2 separate regions of the Homo sapiens genome follow, and region 2 is linked to region 1. The links are chromatin contacts, found by Hi-C or POLR2A ChIA-PET in ENCODE. All regions are on one chromosome and are shown on one strand. The core of a region is the stretch at or near the end of the contact, and the rest is flanking DNA. Distances in the headings are between cores, read along the strand shown. Region 1 overlaps FRYL (FRY like transcription coactivator). Region 2 has its middle 18 kb from the start of CWH43.

Evidence for each region. Hi-C counts contacts between places; a loop is a spot of excess contacts on that map. ChIA-PET counts read pairs that join two places held with the same protein, here RNA polymerase II (POLR2A). Pooled maps may share reads with other maps.
Region 2: a loop to region 1 is called in a map of dorsolateral prefrontal cortex, with 3 times the contacts of the local background. The contact joins two enhancer-like sites. A Hi-C loop is called at or near these places in 3 of 168 maps with a recorded cell type or tissue (CD4-positive, alpha-beta T cell and dorsolateral prefrontal cortex) and 4 of 50 pooled maps. POLR2A ChIA-PET finds 5 or more read pairs at or near these places in 1 of 52 experiments (T-cell).

Annotation. Positions count from the first base shown.
Region 1 is chr4:48,665,178-48,672,524 of GRCh38, reverse strand. The region is part of intron 3 of FRYL (FRY like transcription coactivator); the gene reads left to right. Among named protein-coding and RNA genes, the nearest start is that of FRYL, 110 kb to the left of the region's middle. Within about 2 kb of position 4,029, at least 3 of the 41 ENCODE cell types and tissues checked have a DNase peak (open chromatin) inside an H3K27ac peak, as active enhancers do.
Region 2 is chr4:48,964,757-48,972,103 of GRCh38, reverse strand. No RefSeq gene overlaps it. Among named protein-coding and RNA genes, the nearest start is that of CWH43, 18 kb to the left of the region's middle. Within about 2 kb of position 3,128, at least 3 of the 41 ENCODE cell types and tissues checked have a DNase peak (open chromatin) inside an H3K27ac peak, as active enhancers do.

The sequences.
Region 1 (7,347 bases), core at 2,780-5,279:
TAGGATTTGGAAGCACTGGGCTTTCATAGTGTCATAGTGTGAAATATGTTCCTTTTCTTAAGAGGGTCTTCGGAGTACTTTTCAGGCTGTAATTATTGGAAGATTTAGGAGAAGCCCTATTGGGTTGTTGTATTCATGTCTTCTCTGTTATCTTCTGGGAATTCTCATGACAAAGGAGGAATATTGGGAATACCTACAGTCATGATGGGGGGCCAGGCAGTGAAATGTTGAGAAAGGAAGGAGATGGCACTTCCATCCAGACTAAGCTGAGCTGTACCAGTGACTTGCCTTGAACCGGCTACTTAATCGCTCTAGACTAGTTAACCTCACCTATCAATTTGAATCATATCTTCTTTCTAGCATTGTTTTCAAGATTATAAAAAATTGTCAACAAAATTGATAATTGTTCAGTAAATGGTGTCTATTGTTATTACAAAGACTTCTTGATTTTTATTTGGATGTAGATGAATCAATTTAATTACAAATTTAACCTTGGAGCATTCTGTCACAGAAAGTATTCTAGGAATTTGGATCTAGGTCTTTTATTGTGCATAATTCCTGAAAATTTTAGCACTTGACTTATAGGACAGTTAATGGGGCTTGAAACAGAGCACCTTTTTCTGTCTTTCCTTCTTTTTTTTTTTTTTTTTTGTTTTTTTTTTTTTTGTTTTTGAGACGGAGTCTCTCTCTCTCGCCCAGGCTGGAGTGCAGTGGCGTGATCTTGGCTCACTGCAACCTCTGCCTCCCAGGTTCAAGCGATTCTTGTGCTTCACCCTCCTGGGTAGCTGGGATTACAGACGTGCACCACCAGGCCCGGCTAATTTTTGTATTTTTGTATTTTTGTTTTGTTTTGTTTTGAGATGGAGTTTTGCTCTTGTTGCCCAGGCTGGAGTGCAATGGTGCAATCTCGGCTCACCACAACCTCTGCCTCCCGGGTTCAAGCGATTCTCCTGCCTCAGCCTCCCGAGTAGCTGGGGTTACAGGCATGCGCTATCACACCCAGCTAATTTTGTATTTTTAGGAGAGATGGGGTTTCACCGTGTTGGCCAGGTTGGTTTTGAACTCCTGACCTCAGGTGATCCACCTGCCCCAGTCTCCTTAAGTACTGGGATTACAGGTGTGAGCCACCACACCCGGCCCTAGCTTTCCTTTTTTGTTCATAATGTGTGTCTTCCATATAGCTACTGCCAAATGATTGTGTGATTCAGATACAAAGGTTTTTTAAGAAGTTCGTGCAACAGTACTATATCAGTAGTTTTTGTTGGGTATTTTTATAGTTAGTCTAATCACTTCTTAAGTATCTTTTTAAGGTGCTTAACATCATTGATGATCAGAGAAGTGTAAATCAAAACTACAGTGAGATATCATCTCACTCCAGTTAAAAATGACTTTTATCCAAAAGACAGGCAGTAACAAACGCTGGTGAGGATGTGGAGAAAAGCGAACCCTTGTACACTATTGATGGGAATGTACATTAGTACAACCACTATGGAGAACTGTACGGAGGTTCCTCAGAAATCTAAAAATAGAGTGACTATATAGGATCCAGCAATCCCAGTACTAGGTGTATACCCAAAAGAAAGGAAATCAGTATATCAAAGAGATATCATCACTCCCATGTTTATTGCAGCACTATTCACAACAGCCGAGATTTGGAAGCAACCTAAATGTCCACCAACAGATTAATGGATAAAGAAAATGTGGTACATACACACAGTGGAGTACTATTCAGCTGTGAAAAAGGATGAGATTCTGTCACTTGCAGCAACATGGATGGAACTGGAGGTCATTATGTTAAGTGAAATGAGCCAGGCACAAAAGACAGACTTCACATGTTTTCACTTGTGGGAGCTAAAAGTTAAAACAGTTGAACTCATGGAGATAGAGTAGAAGGATGGTTACCAGAGGCTGGGAAAAGCAGTGATGAGATCAGAGGCTAGGAGTGGGGAAGTGGAGATGGTCAATAGTTACAAAAATAGTAATAGTTAGAAAGAATGAATAACATCTAGTATTTGCTAGCACAGCAGGGTGACTATAGTAAAAAAAATTATATATATATACATATATATATGTATATGTATATATATATTTCGAGATGGAGTCTCACTCTGTCACCCAGGCTGGAGTGCAGTAGCACAATCTCGGCTCACTGCAGCCTCCTCCTCTCGGGTTCAAGCAGTCTTCCTGCCTCAGCCTTCCAAGTAGCTGGGATTACAGGTGTGTGCCACCATGCCCAGCTAATTTTTGTATTTTTAGTAGAGATGGGTTTCACCATGTTGGCCAGACTGATCTCAAACTCCTGACCTCAAGTGATCCACCCACCTCAGCCTTCCAAAGTGCTGGGATTACAGGCATGAGCCACTGCACCAGCCTATAGTAAAAAATAATTTAATTGTACATTAAAAAAACTAAAAAGGTATAATTGGATTGTCTGGAATGCAAAGGATAAATGCTTGAGGTGATGGGTACTCCATTTACCCTGTGATTGTTACACATTGCATGCTTGTATGAACATGTCTCATGCACCCCATGTGTATATACACCTACTATCTATTCATAAAAATTAAAAGTAAAAAATGATTTTAAAAAATGTAAAAAAAAAATTGACAGTAAAAAAATTATTTTAAAAGCTGTCTTTTTAGACTGCCTCCCAAAGTTACACGGATGTATATTATTAAAAATTGGGACAGTTAAGTATGGTTAAATTTAGGGTCAGGATCTTTATTTCCTTGGCTTTTAGAATTTGCAGGAAACTTAATTGAAGTAAACATACATCTGTCTCCTCCATCTTTTAAAAATGTTTATGTATTAAATATATGTTTAATAATAATATAAGGGATATATAAAGAGGATATACATAATTAATGAGATATATAATTTTTATTTAATAAAATTTTTATGTAATAAAAATTATATATATCCCTTTAATATAATTTTACATATATATCCTTTATATATATATACCCTTATAATATTATTATAAATTATAATGCAAATTATACTAGTCACAAGACTGGTGTATATCCAGTATGTACTGGTATGGTGACACTGGTTGTTAAAATATTACCATTTGTCATATCAGTTGATATTTAGCCACTACTAAATCTCCTCCCCCAATTGCTCGTGATGCTCAAATACCCCTGCCCTCATCCCAGGACCACCATATGTTTCATAAACTAAAGGGTGAGGCACACCGTAGGGCTCCCAGAACTCAGCTCCACTCTGAGGCTGCACCTGCTCTAATTGTTCAGTTGCTGCACCTTCCTGGTGGATGACTGTTTTGATGATCACAGCTGCTTATTCCTCACTTAAGAAGCAAAAGGAAAGCAGTATTGAATCTAAGGTAAAATAATTGAAACAAAGGAGATAAGAAAAATGTATTGATAAGTAAATGTATCGCTAAATAAATAGCAAGTAAAACATACTAAAATAATAAAGGTGTAAAAAGATGAATAAGACAATAAAATGTCTATCTCAAAATATTGAAAAAATAAAGATACGGTTTTAAAAAGAAGAGTAGAATAGGTTAAGAAGAATAAAGCTAAGTTGAAGTTTAAAATGTAACTAAAGGAATATTCTGTAAAGGTTAAACAAAAATCAAATGCTATAAAGGGAATTCAGGAAGCAATATTCAGTCCAAGGGTTAACCCCACCCAGATACAAGTTGTGGCCTTTGGGTTGAGGCAGCTATAGTTAATAAGCCTCCAATTCTGGTGACTTCCTGAAACTGGAATCTACAAGGGGAGTGGAAATCTCTTGTATGACTATCGTTGGGGTTAATAAGTTTTCCTCACCGCCTAGCCTCAGTTATTATTCTATTTAACATGAAAGTATTGTTTCTTTTTACCAGATAGTGGGTTGAGGACTGAGTTGGTCTGACTTTTGTGGGTACCCCAGAGCTTAGCCCAGTGGCAAGCACTTCTTAAGCAGTTAGTAAACCTTTGTTAAATAAATGTTAAGAGTCCTCTAGCTTTCATGTACCAGAGCAAGTTTTTACTTGTTAACAAGAAGTGCTGTCAGTTGCCATATTTAGCTCACTGACTTGTCCTTCAAAACCATCTAGCACATTGCTCAGTAGGCAATGGTTCCCTAGGCAAAACCAGTCTTAGTTTCTTTCTTTCTTTTTTTTTTTTTTTTTAATTTTTTGAGATGGAGTGTTGCTCTGTCACCTAGGCTGGAGTGCAGTGATGCGATCTCCAGCCTTAGTTTCAAAATGGAAAGAGAAAAACAAAAAAACCACCTCAAATTAAGCAAACGATGATCAATCTAGAACAGCAGTTAGTAAACCTTTTCTGTAAAGGGCCAGATAGTAAATATTTTAGGCTTTGCAGGCCACAGGTCTTTGTCGCAGGTACTTAGCTCTGGCTTTGTAGAGCCAAAGTGGTTCTAGATGATATGCGAGTGAATGTGTGTGGCTGCATTTTACTACAACTTTATTTAAAAAAACAGCTGTTGGGCCAGATTTGGCCTTGGGGGTCAGTTTTCCAACCCCTAAGCTAGACCACAGAAAAGAATATTGGTAACATCAGAGAGCTACATACAAGTAACTTACCTGGGAAATAGAGAATGGAGGCTTTGGCCGGACGCTGTGGCTCTCGCCTGTAATCACAGCACTTTGGGAAGCCAGGGTGGGTGGATCACCTGAGGCCAGGAGTTTGAGACCAGCATGGCCAACATGGTGAAATCCTGTCTCTACTAAAAATATAAAAATTAGCCAGCTGTAGTGGTGTGCACCTGTAATCCCAGGTACTGGGGAGGCTGAGGCAAGAGAATTGCTTGAACCTGGGAGGCGGAGGTTACAGTGAACTGAGATCGCACCACTGCACTCCAGTCTGGGAGACAGAGCAAGATCCTGTCTCCAAAAAAAAAGAATGGAAGCTTTGAAGAAAGGGTCCAATATTATACTTAGTTCTATTTTCTGTAACCCTTGGAATAGTGTTTTATCTGTAGCAGGTGTTCAGTAAATATTTATTAATTTGATTTGAGATCCTACTATATTGCTTATCTTCCTTGGTCTTCAGTTGTCTCATGGAATTTAAGAGATTATGATAAATGATTGCTAAAATCTCTCCAGTTCAAAAAAAAAAAAGCGAGGGGGTGGGGTTCTGTGATTCTGTGTGACTGTTTTTGGAAGGCCGGATGTTTTATTTTTTAGAGATAACAATTGTTGGCTTAACACATTTCCTGTATGTGCCCAGTATCCTGATTTGCAGTTCTGAAGTGGTTGCTTTTATTAGTTATTTTGTTGTATGGACCTGTCTTCAATGACCTGTCCTCAGTGGAATGGATTGTCCACTAGGGTATACCTACATGCCTTCCACTCATCTCTCCCACCCCATCCTGCTACATATGGGGGTAGAATACATACTTTGTTTTATTTTAATAATAAAATTTATTAATCTGAGTCATTTTGTTTTGTTTTAAAAAAAATTAGCTGTAAAGGTAACCTAGACCATCTCAGATGATTCTTTGCAGAAAGATGGCAATCAGGATGAGGATTAGTCTATCTAGCAAAGCAAACATGCCATCACTGACTTATTTAAACTGTTAAACAATCCAAAATAATTTTAGTTATTACAAAGTAAATCATAGTAATCTTACCTAAATTCTTCTTATACTTAGTTCTTTTACTTAGACTTTTGATGGGTTTTTGTGTTTCTAAAGAGTGAGTTAAGATTAAATGGGCCGTTTGATGATCTCTTACACTGTCCTCAAGAGGAAGTATAAGCTGATGCACATTTCTAGTCAACTTGATGAAGAAACTTTAAAAAAAAACTATGAAACGTTCATTGTAATCAATACAGAAAATTTCTCTTTATTATTTCTTAGGCTTCCAAAATTTCCTGTTAAGTAGCCCTTAAAGTTGGACGTGCTTAAGAATCACGTAGGGGATCTTATTAAACAATAGATTCTGGTTTTCTAGGTTTAGAGTGGGGGTTTAAGGAATATTAAGATTATGAAGTTAGCTTTTTCTAAATTGCTTTGAATACAGTGCATTTTGATTAAGGTTAACCATGCATAAACATTTATCTATGTTTTGGACTTGCCCATTGAATTTTACTGGATGATCTTTTCATCTTTTCCTTTTAACCCTATTGGTTCTCTAATTCTTATTTATTTATTTATTTATTTATTTATTTACTTTTTATTTATTTTTTGAGACTGAGTCTCACTGTGTCACCCAGGCTGGAGTGCAGTGGCGTGGTCTCGGCTCACTGCAACCTCCACCTCCCGGGTTCAAGCTATTCTCCTGCCTCGGCCTCCCGAGTAGCTGGGATTACAGGTGTGTGCCACCATACCTGGCTAATTTTTGGTTTTTTATTTTAGTAGAGACAGAGTTTCACCATGTTGGCCAGGCTGGTCTCAAACTCCTCACCTCAAGTGATCTGCCCGCCTTGGCCTCTCAAAGTGCTGGAATTACAGGCGTAAGCCACTGTGCTTGGCCTTGTCCTCTTAAGAGTTATTTTTGCTCTTATATTTGGTTGCCTCTGCAGTTTATTGGCTCTTCCTTTCCTGGTTTAGACCTTTATTTTGTTACAGCCTTGCTGACTCACCTCTGTGGTTTAAAACTAGAGTGATATCAAAGGTGGCTTTAATGGTAAAGAACCTATAGTTGATTGAAAATGTAGTTTACTACTGACAATTTAGGAAACAAGGCAAGTTTTGGCAGTAAATAGTGAGCCTTTACTTTGTGATGAGTGCTTCATGGAGAAGGTGACTGTAAGAGGTCTCCGTACACCCTGGGTAGTTGCAGTTTAAGTCTCTTTTCTGGCATCATTATTAATAGTACCTACTTCATGCTCAAAACAGCTCTGCTATATTCACACTATGGGTGATTCATAGAATTTTACTCGTTCTGTTCCATTAGGACTAGCCAATTTTGATGGCAGATACCCCTTTCTTCCCTAAGCATCTGTATAACCTGTATTGTCAGTGAAACTATGTTGGTATTAATAATTCCAGCTTCAAGACAATAAAATAAATATGCATTATGTTATAAAAATACAAATCCAGTAACTGGGAGCTTTTTGAATAGAAATTTTAAAATCTGGATTTTAATTAACAATATCTTCAAAAACTGTTGTTTCAAGTAATTAAATATTTCTATCTCTATTTCAAAGGAGCTTGAGAATGATTTTTAAATATATTTGGAAAGAGCAGATGTTTTATCTTTGAATAAATAATATCATCTAGCACTGTGCCAAATTTGATAGGAAATTGGTATGGTGTGTGATCTTCTAGACTGTTTCATTCTAGCAGAGGAATGTTTTTTAAATGTGTGAAATATATAAAAAGAACTAAAACCAAAAGCCAGGAACAAATTGGGCTATTAATGAATACCTGTGT
Region 2 (7,347 bases), core at 1,879-4,378, 300 kb before region 1:
CCCACTCACTATCATGAAAACAACATGGGGGAACCACCCACATGATCCAATCACCTCCCACCAGGTTCCTCCCTTGACACATGGGGATTACCATTCAAGATGAGATTTGAGTGGGGCCACAGAGCCAAACCATATCAGGGCCTTGCTATGTTGCCCAAGCGGTGGTGTAATCATACCTCACTGTAACCTTGAATTCCTGGGGTCAAGTGACCCTCCCACCTCAGCCTCCCAAAGTGTGGGGATTACAGCCATAAGTCACCACACCTGGCCAATATTGGCAGCTTTAGGCTTCAGAACTGTTTTTATCTTTTTTGGTGAGGAGGTCATGTAATGTAAAGCAGGGGAGGTGTTTTGTGTTTCCCACCTTGCAGAGTAAGGTGGCTTGTATCAGAAGAAAATGAATTCTACATTAATAAAAGGGCAGAGAAGAAAGAAGTTCCTTGGATTAGATTGATTTAGTTATTCCAAAATGTATACATATATCAAAATATCGGCCTGGCATGGTGGCTCACACCTGTCATCCCAACACTTTGGGAGGCCATGGCGGGCAGATCACTTGAGGTCAGCAGTTCAAGACCAGCCTGGCCAACATGCTGAAATCTCATCTCTACTAAAAATACAAAAATTATCTGGGCATGGTGGCTTGCACCTGTAATCCCAGCTATTCAGAAAGCTGAGGCAGGAGAATTGCTTCAACCCAGGAGGTGGATGTTGCAGTGAGCGAGATCATACTGCTGCACTTCAGCCTGGACAACACAGCGAGACTCTGTCTCAAAAAAAAAAAAAAAGAAGAAGAAGAGAAAAAACTATCACGTGTGCACCACCAAAACTATACACAATTTTTACTTGTCAATTAAAAATAAAGGACCAGGCATGGTGGCTTATTCCTGTAATCTCAGTACTTTGAAGACCAAGGCAGGTGGATCACCTGATCCCAGGAATTCAAGACCAGCCGTCTCTACCAAAAATACAACAAATTAGCCAGGAGTAATGGTATGCACCTGTGGTCCCAGCCACTCAGGAGGCTGAGGTGGGAGGATTGCTTGAGCCTGGGAGGCTGAGGTTACAGTGAGTTGAGACTGCACCACTGCACTCCAACCTGAGTGAGAGAGTGATACCCCATCTCAGAAAAACAAAAATAAAAAATAAAGGAAAAGCAGGGAGGAAGAAGACTCTCGGCAGCATTTGAGCCCCTCATTCTGTTTTACGATCCAGCTGCATCTGTGCTCTTTCAATGGTTTGGTTGTTCAATAGTTCCATGGATCCTATTAGTCAATGTATGAGTCAGCGTTCTCCAGACCAGTAGAACCAATAGAATGTGTCTGTGAGTATGTGAGTGTCTGTGTGGTGGGAGAGGGGGGTGGAGAGAGAGATTTATTATGTGAAATTGGCTCATATGATTATGGAAGCTGAGAAGCCCCAAGATCTGCAGTTGCTAAGCTGGAGATCCAGAAGAGCCAATGGTGTAAGTCCAGTCCAAGAGCCAGGAGGCTCAAGACCCAAGACGACCAGATGTTTTGGTTTGAGTCAGAAGACAGAAAAAGACTGACTGCCAGCTCAAAGTGGTCAGGCAGGAAGAGTTCCTTTTTTTATCTGGGGGAGGGCCAGCCTTTTTGTTCTATTCAGGCCTTCAACTGGTTGGAAGAGGATAACTCACATTTGGGAGGGCAATCTGCTTTACTCAGTCTACTGATTCAGATGTTAGTCTCACCCAAAATCACTCTCACACACAAACCCAGAAATAATATGTAACCAAATATCTGGGCACCCCAAGGCCCAGTTGACATATAAAATTACCATTACAGTCAGAAAATTCTCCCTTTTGTCCAAGACTGTTTAGTCTGGGTTTTAGTCACTTGAAAACAAAGTAATCCTTGCAGCCAGGTGTGGTAGCTCAAACCTGTAATCCCAGCACTTTGGGAGGCCTAGGTTGGAGTACTGCCTGAGCCCAGGAGTTCAGGACCAGCCTGGATAACATAGTGAGACCTTATCTCTAAAAAAAATAAATAAATTAAATAAATTAAAATAATAATAATAATCCTGACATTCATATTCAAAGTCACTTATTGTATTTGCAACAGAGCTTTCTCATTGTGCACATGGCTAGTTTCCCATGCATGTATGTGTTGCAGGGGGTGATGAGGGCAGAGGATGGGAGGGTAGGGGAGGTTAGAGAGTGATGACAAAAGGGTATGGAGTTTCTTTGGAGGATGATGAAAATGTTCCAAAAGTGATGATGAATATACAACTCTGTGGATATATGAAAAGCCATTTGTCCTGCAGCAGATATAACACAGGCTCCTAAAAAAGGAGCAGTGATGGCAATTAATATCCCCACAGAGGACCAGACAAGCCATGTGCCTGTAGCAGCAGAGCCAGAAGTGCCAACCAAATTTATCCCTGTGGCCAGGGCCAAGAGGGTTTCTCAATGAGATTAAAGGGCATCAATCACTTTGGTGCCCCCAAAGTAAAAAGGTCTGCCTGAACAAACATTTTCAATGTAGTAAAAATAAAATAAAAAAGTTTTAAGAAACATTGAGTTCATATCCTAACATGAACATTAGGTTTTCTTTCACTTAGACTTATCATCAAGAGCACCATCCTAGCAGATTCTTTTTAAGGTTTACTTAGAAGGCATGTCTAGGAAATCAAAAATCTATATTTAAAAAAAAATGTATGGATCATTCAGCAGTTTCTTGGATATATACATTTTTACGTAGTCATCCTCTGAACATTAACTGTGAGCCCTCTGTGGGTGAGGGGCCATCATCATCCCTGAGTGCATAGAGATGAGCAAGACATAGTCCCAGCCAGGAGGAGCTCATGGCCCAGAAGTGGAGTCAGCTCAGGTGATCACAGTCCAGCAGGATAAGAGCTGCCTTTGGAAGGGGTTGGGGGCATGATCTGAGGATCTGAGGGCATGAAGGAGAGAGTCACCTGGGGGCCCCAGAAGCAGAGCTGCGATGGTCTAGTTATGAATGGCATATTGTGATGCTCATTTACCTTCCTGAGCCTCCATTTTCCCACCAGCAAAGTGAAGCCAATTAAAGAATGATTGCGTCAGTGCACTAACTGGTCTGACTTGAAAGAAACCACAGATCAAATGCAACTTACATCATGCTGTGAGTTAGCTCCCTTGGAAAACTGTGACTCAATGTATAAATTTCTAGAAGGAGTTACCTAAATACAAGAATTCCATTAGTATTATCAAATTTCTCATTCGTTTCTTCATTCAATAAACATTTCTTGAGCATCTACTACCCATGCTTCTGAAACTGAAATACACGACAGGGGTAGGTGGCAGTGTATCAAATGGTATAGACTCAGCAATTCAACATTGCAGATCTGCTTGGAGCATTAGGTTTATTCAGGGTAAGCAATTCATAACATTTTTATATTAAAACAAGCATGGATATACTACAGAGAAGAATGCAAAATGCATATGAAGTTTTAGGATAAAGCATTTTGAGTTCATAGTAGACTTCTCTGATATGTGTCTTACAGAATTTGGGGTGAAACTTGTGCATTCTCTGTTGCTATTAATTAAATATCAGTTGTTAAGTATCTTAAAAGATGCAAAACATACATCCCTCCAAAAGTGTATAATCTGAGCTGAAACAGGATATCTAAAACTATAAATCAAATAGATACCCATATGTGTCTTTTGAGAAGTATGAGATTGCTTCTGTGTCTGTGAGGTCATTTTATATCAGACGCCTGATGGGACAGAACTATGAAAAACCAATTCAGGGGCCCCACCAGAGAGAATCTGGAGAAGAAAATGAAATTCATCTGGTTACTCATTAAAGAAACAGATTCAAGAATAGCAGAAGAAGGGTCCCTGTAAAGTAAAAGCTCACATCCACTCAGGCAGTCAAGGCAGATGGCTTGGACGGATGGAGAGGATCACAAACGGCAGGGATTGGGAGAAGCCCATTCCAGCTGAACAGAGTGACACCGAGAAAAGGAACAAAGTAAAGCAAAGAAAAGTTGTATTTGGGGTTCAAGGATTAATCAGTTGGTCTAAATCAGAAGTTTGACCAAGCATGCCAGCACAGCCTAATGAAGGGACCTTGAAACCAAGGGCAAAGAATGTGAAATGCACCTGCCATTTAGCACATGCTCAAATGGAGTTTGCTGAATTAAATGAGCAGGACCAGGCTGATGAGATAATGCACCCCACTGAGCCCTGGCAGGTTACAACCAGTTAGCACCAGAGTCTGCCTTGAAGAGTTTCCAGCCTGCTTGCTCCTCCCTTTCCCTCACCTCCCTGTCTAGTCTCTCCCATTCCAACACACATACAGAAAAAAAAAAATGTTGCAATACCACTCTCAACATTAGCTTCAATATACATAGTTAAGTCCACAAGTAGTCCTGTGTGATGGCTCATCCAGAGGGTGGAGTAACTTGTGCTGGGTGAATAAAGGGGTAGAGAATTGTGACTGCCCAATTTTGGGTGTGCGCTATCCTTGCAAGTTTGTCATTTTGGGGTCTTCATAGTTGCCAGATTGTCCATTCACCTTGCAAAGGAACTATGTCTTGACTAATTTAGTTTCCTGTGGCTAGCACATAGTGTGGAGGTTTGAGAGAGTCAATATACATAACAGCCTTCTTCCCCACTCAATCTCTGAACCAACTGAAAGGTATAAAGGAATCAAGCAGATAAAGATGTAAAAATCAGCAGCTTGACTGCTCATAAAAGCTGAAAGGGAGCATGTGGCTTAGGTATGCAACAACAATGGGTGTCCTGATAACTGAACCCAAGAATTAGGCAGACTCACCCACACAGCCACAGGCAGCCCTAGAAAAAGCACAGGTCTCACCCACAGATGCAGAGCCTGTATTTCATAACCAACTGCAGAACAGAGTGTGTGCTCTGGGGCAGGCCAATCCCAAAAACAGAAAGGGAGGGGAAAAGCCTGAATGAAGCAGGCCAGCAACTTATTCCCAAACCACCAGTACCTCCTGAGGGAGACTTAAGCCAGTTGGTAAGGATAGGCCATAAGTGTTACCCTAGTAAGTGTCCTTAGGGTCTAAGAGTTTCCCCCAATATGTGGCATCACTAGCCATGCATCTGCTTGGTTGTCTATGTAATGGGGAACTTACTAAGGCCAACTTCAAACAAGGGACCTATTCAGAGAAGGTGTTCAGTTATTCCAGCTGGTCTCCTCTCTGCAGATGGAAGCTGCAGCACATCTTCTTGTCCCAGGAAGAATCATTTGATCAGCCCCTCTTGGTTTTGAAGTGTATTGTCCAGGAGGCATTGGAGGATGATAAAGGGTGTACAAAAGAATCCCTGTTCATCTTGGAGATCTCTGGAATGCAAAGCAGGTCACTGGGGAGGGATGGTGTCAATTTGTATAAGGGCCTTTGGGGAAAGAAAGAATGGGGCCCAACACCTGCTTTCACAGATCTGAAAACTTAGAAACTGGCTGGTTGCAATACTATGGTGACAATAGCGTCAATCTTCCCCAAGAAACAATAAAACTTTGAAATACAAAGTAGATTATAGCAAAAGACTTTTATCTTTTATTTATTTTTAAAAACACACATTTCCTAGAAGGTGCCAAATTTTCAACAACAGAAAAGAAAGTCTACTGATTCAAAGGATGCTTTTGCCAAGTACTGTATATGTATACCTATACATATATTAATTTGACAATACTGAATCTGTGGTAATCACCACAAATAGGACTATATGAAAATTGCATAGTATAATAGACGTATGTGAGGTTTTAGGCCAATTAATAATATGCATGACATAGTGACTAGTTCAAACATTTAGTCTATTTACTAAAACCAAAATATTCCAACCTAGTAGCACACTTATAAAAGATAATTACACTAATTACAAGTAATTACTGCAAGTTCATTTTTAAATTTTAAAGAGGCTTGATGTGCTGTCTTCTTGGAAACAGCCTAGTGTGTATTCTACATGCATATTAAGTTCATAGAGTTTGTTGATGAAAAATGTCAAACTCTGTAAAATATTTGAAGAGATTTATACTGAGCCAAATGTGAGTGACCTGTGACACACCCCTCAGCAGCTCCTGAGAACATGTGCTCAAGGTGATCAGGCTACAATTTGGCTTGATACATTTTAGGGAGGCAAATGACATCAATCAATACAAGTAAGATATACGTTGGTTTGTTCAGGAAAGGCAGGGCAACTAGAAGCAGAGGGGCTTCCACATCACAGGTAGGTTCAAACATTTTCTCATTAGCAATTTGCCGAAAGATTTGTTAAGTTACTGTCTAAAGACTTGGAATCGATAGAAAGGAATGTCTGGGTTAAGATAAGGGGTTGTGGAGACCACGGTTTTATCATGTAGGGGAAGCCTCCAGGTAGCAAGCTTCAGAGAATAGATTGTAAATGTTTCTTACCAGACTTAAAGAGTCTGTTCTATCAGTACTTCTAAAAACTGAGGCAGGTATAATGAGGCATGTCTGGCTTCCCCTTCCCATCATGGCCTGAACTAGTTTTTCAGGTTAACTTTGGAATGCTCTTGGCCCAGAGGATGGGTGAATTAAAATGGTTGGGGAGACTTAGAATTTTATTTTTGGTTTACAAGATTTAGAGTTAGAAGGGATCTTAGAAATTAACTACTTATTTCCTTGGGTAGATACACCAGTCCTCTGATTTTATAAATTAGTATGTGATTTACCCAAGGTCAAGTTATTCCAGGAACAAAACCAGACCAGTCTTTTGTTTTCTAGTTTGTACCTTAAAAAGTATATTTTTAAAAAATCTAGTTCTGAATTTTTCTATTTTAGACTGACTTTCCATCCACCTGATCTAAATGAATTTTTTTGTGCAGACAAGAACAACAGAATGGAACCAGTAAGTCATACAAAATTGTCCTCAAACTCTGGCACTTCCTGGGGAACAGAAGAATTACAGGGAGATGTGGCAGGTTTCCTATGGAGCTAATGACCCTTTCAAGGGGTCCCAGCAATGTGCTCACCTGGTCATATGTTTACATAAAATTTTCAAAAGTAAGATATTTTAACCACAACTGGTTCAGACAACTGTCTCCTTTCACTAGAACTTCCTGTCTGTCACATTTGCCTGATGTCTCTGGCATTAGAATGGCTGCAAGCAGTTTTGGGATCCTGCTAAGGAGAAACTGACCGGGGAATGTGCCATTTTAGCAGAAATTTGGAAAGTTGCTTTGGAAAGTTCCAGTAAACCAAGTGAAAAGTGACAGACATCATTTGACTTATTATTTATTTATTTATTTATTTATTGGTTTTGGGGTTTTTTAATTGTGTTTTGTTTTGTTTTAGAGACAGGGTCTTGCTGTCACCCAGGCTGGAGTGCCCTAGAGCAATCACAGCTCATTGCAG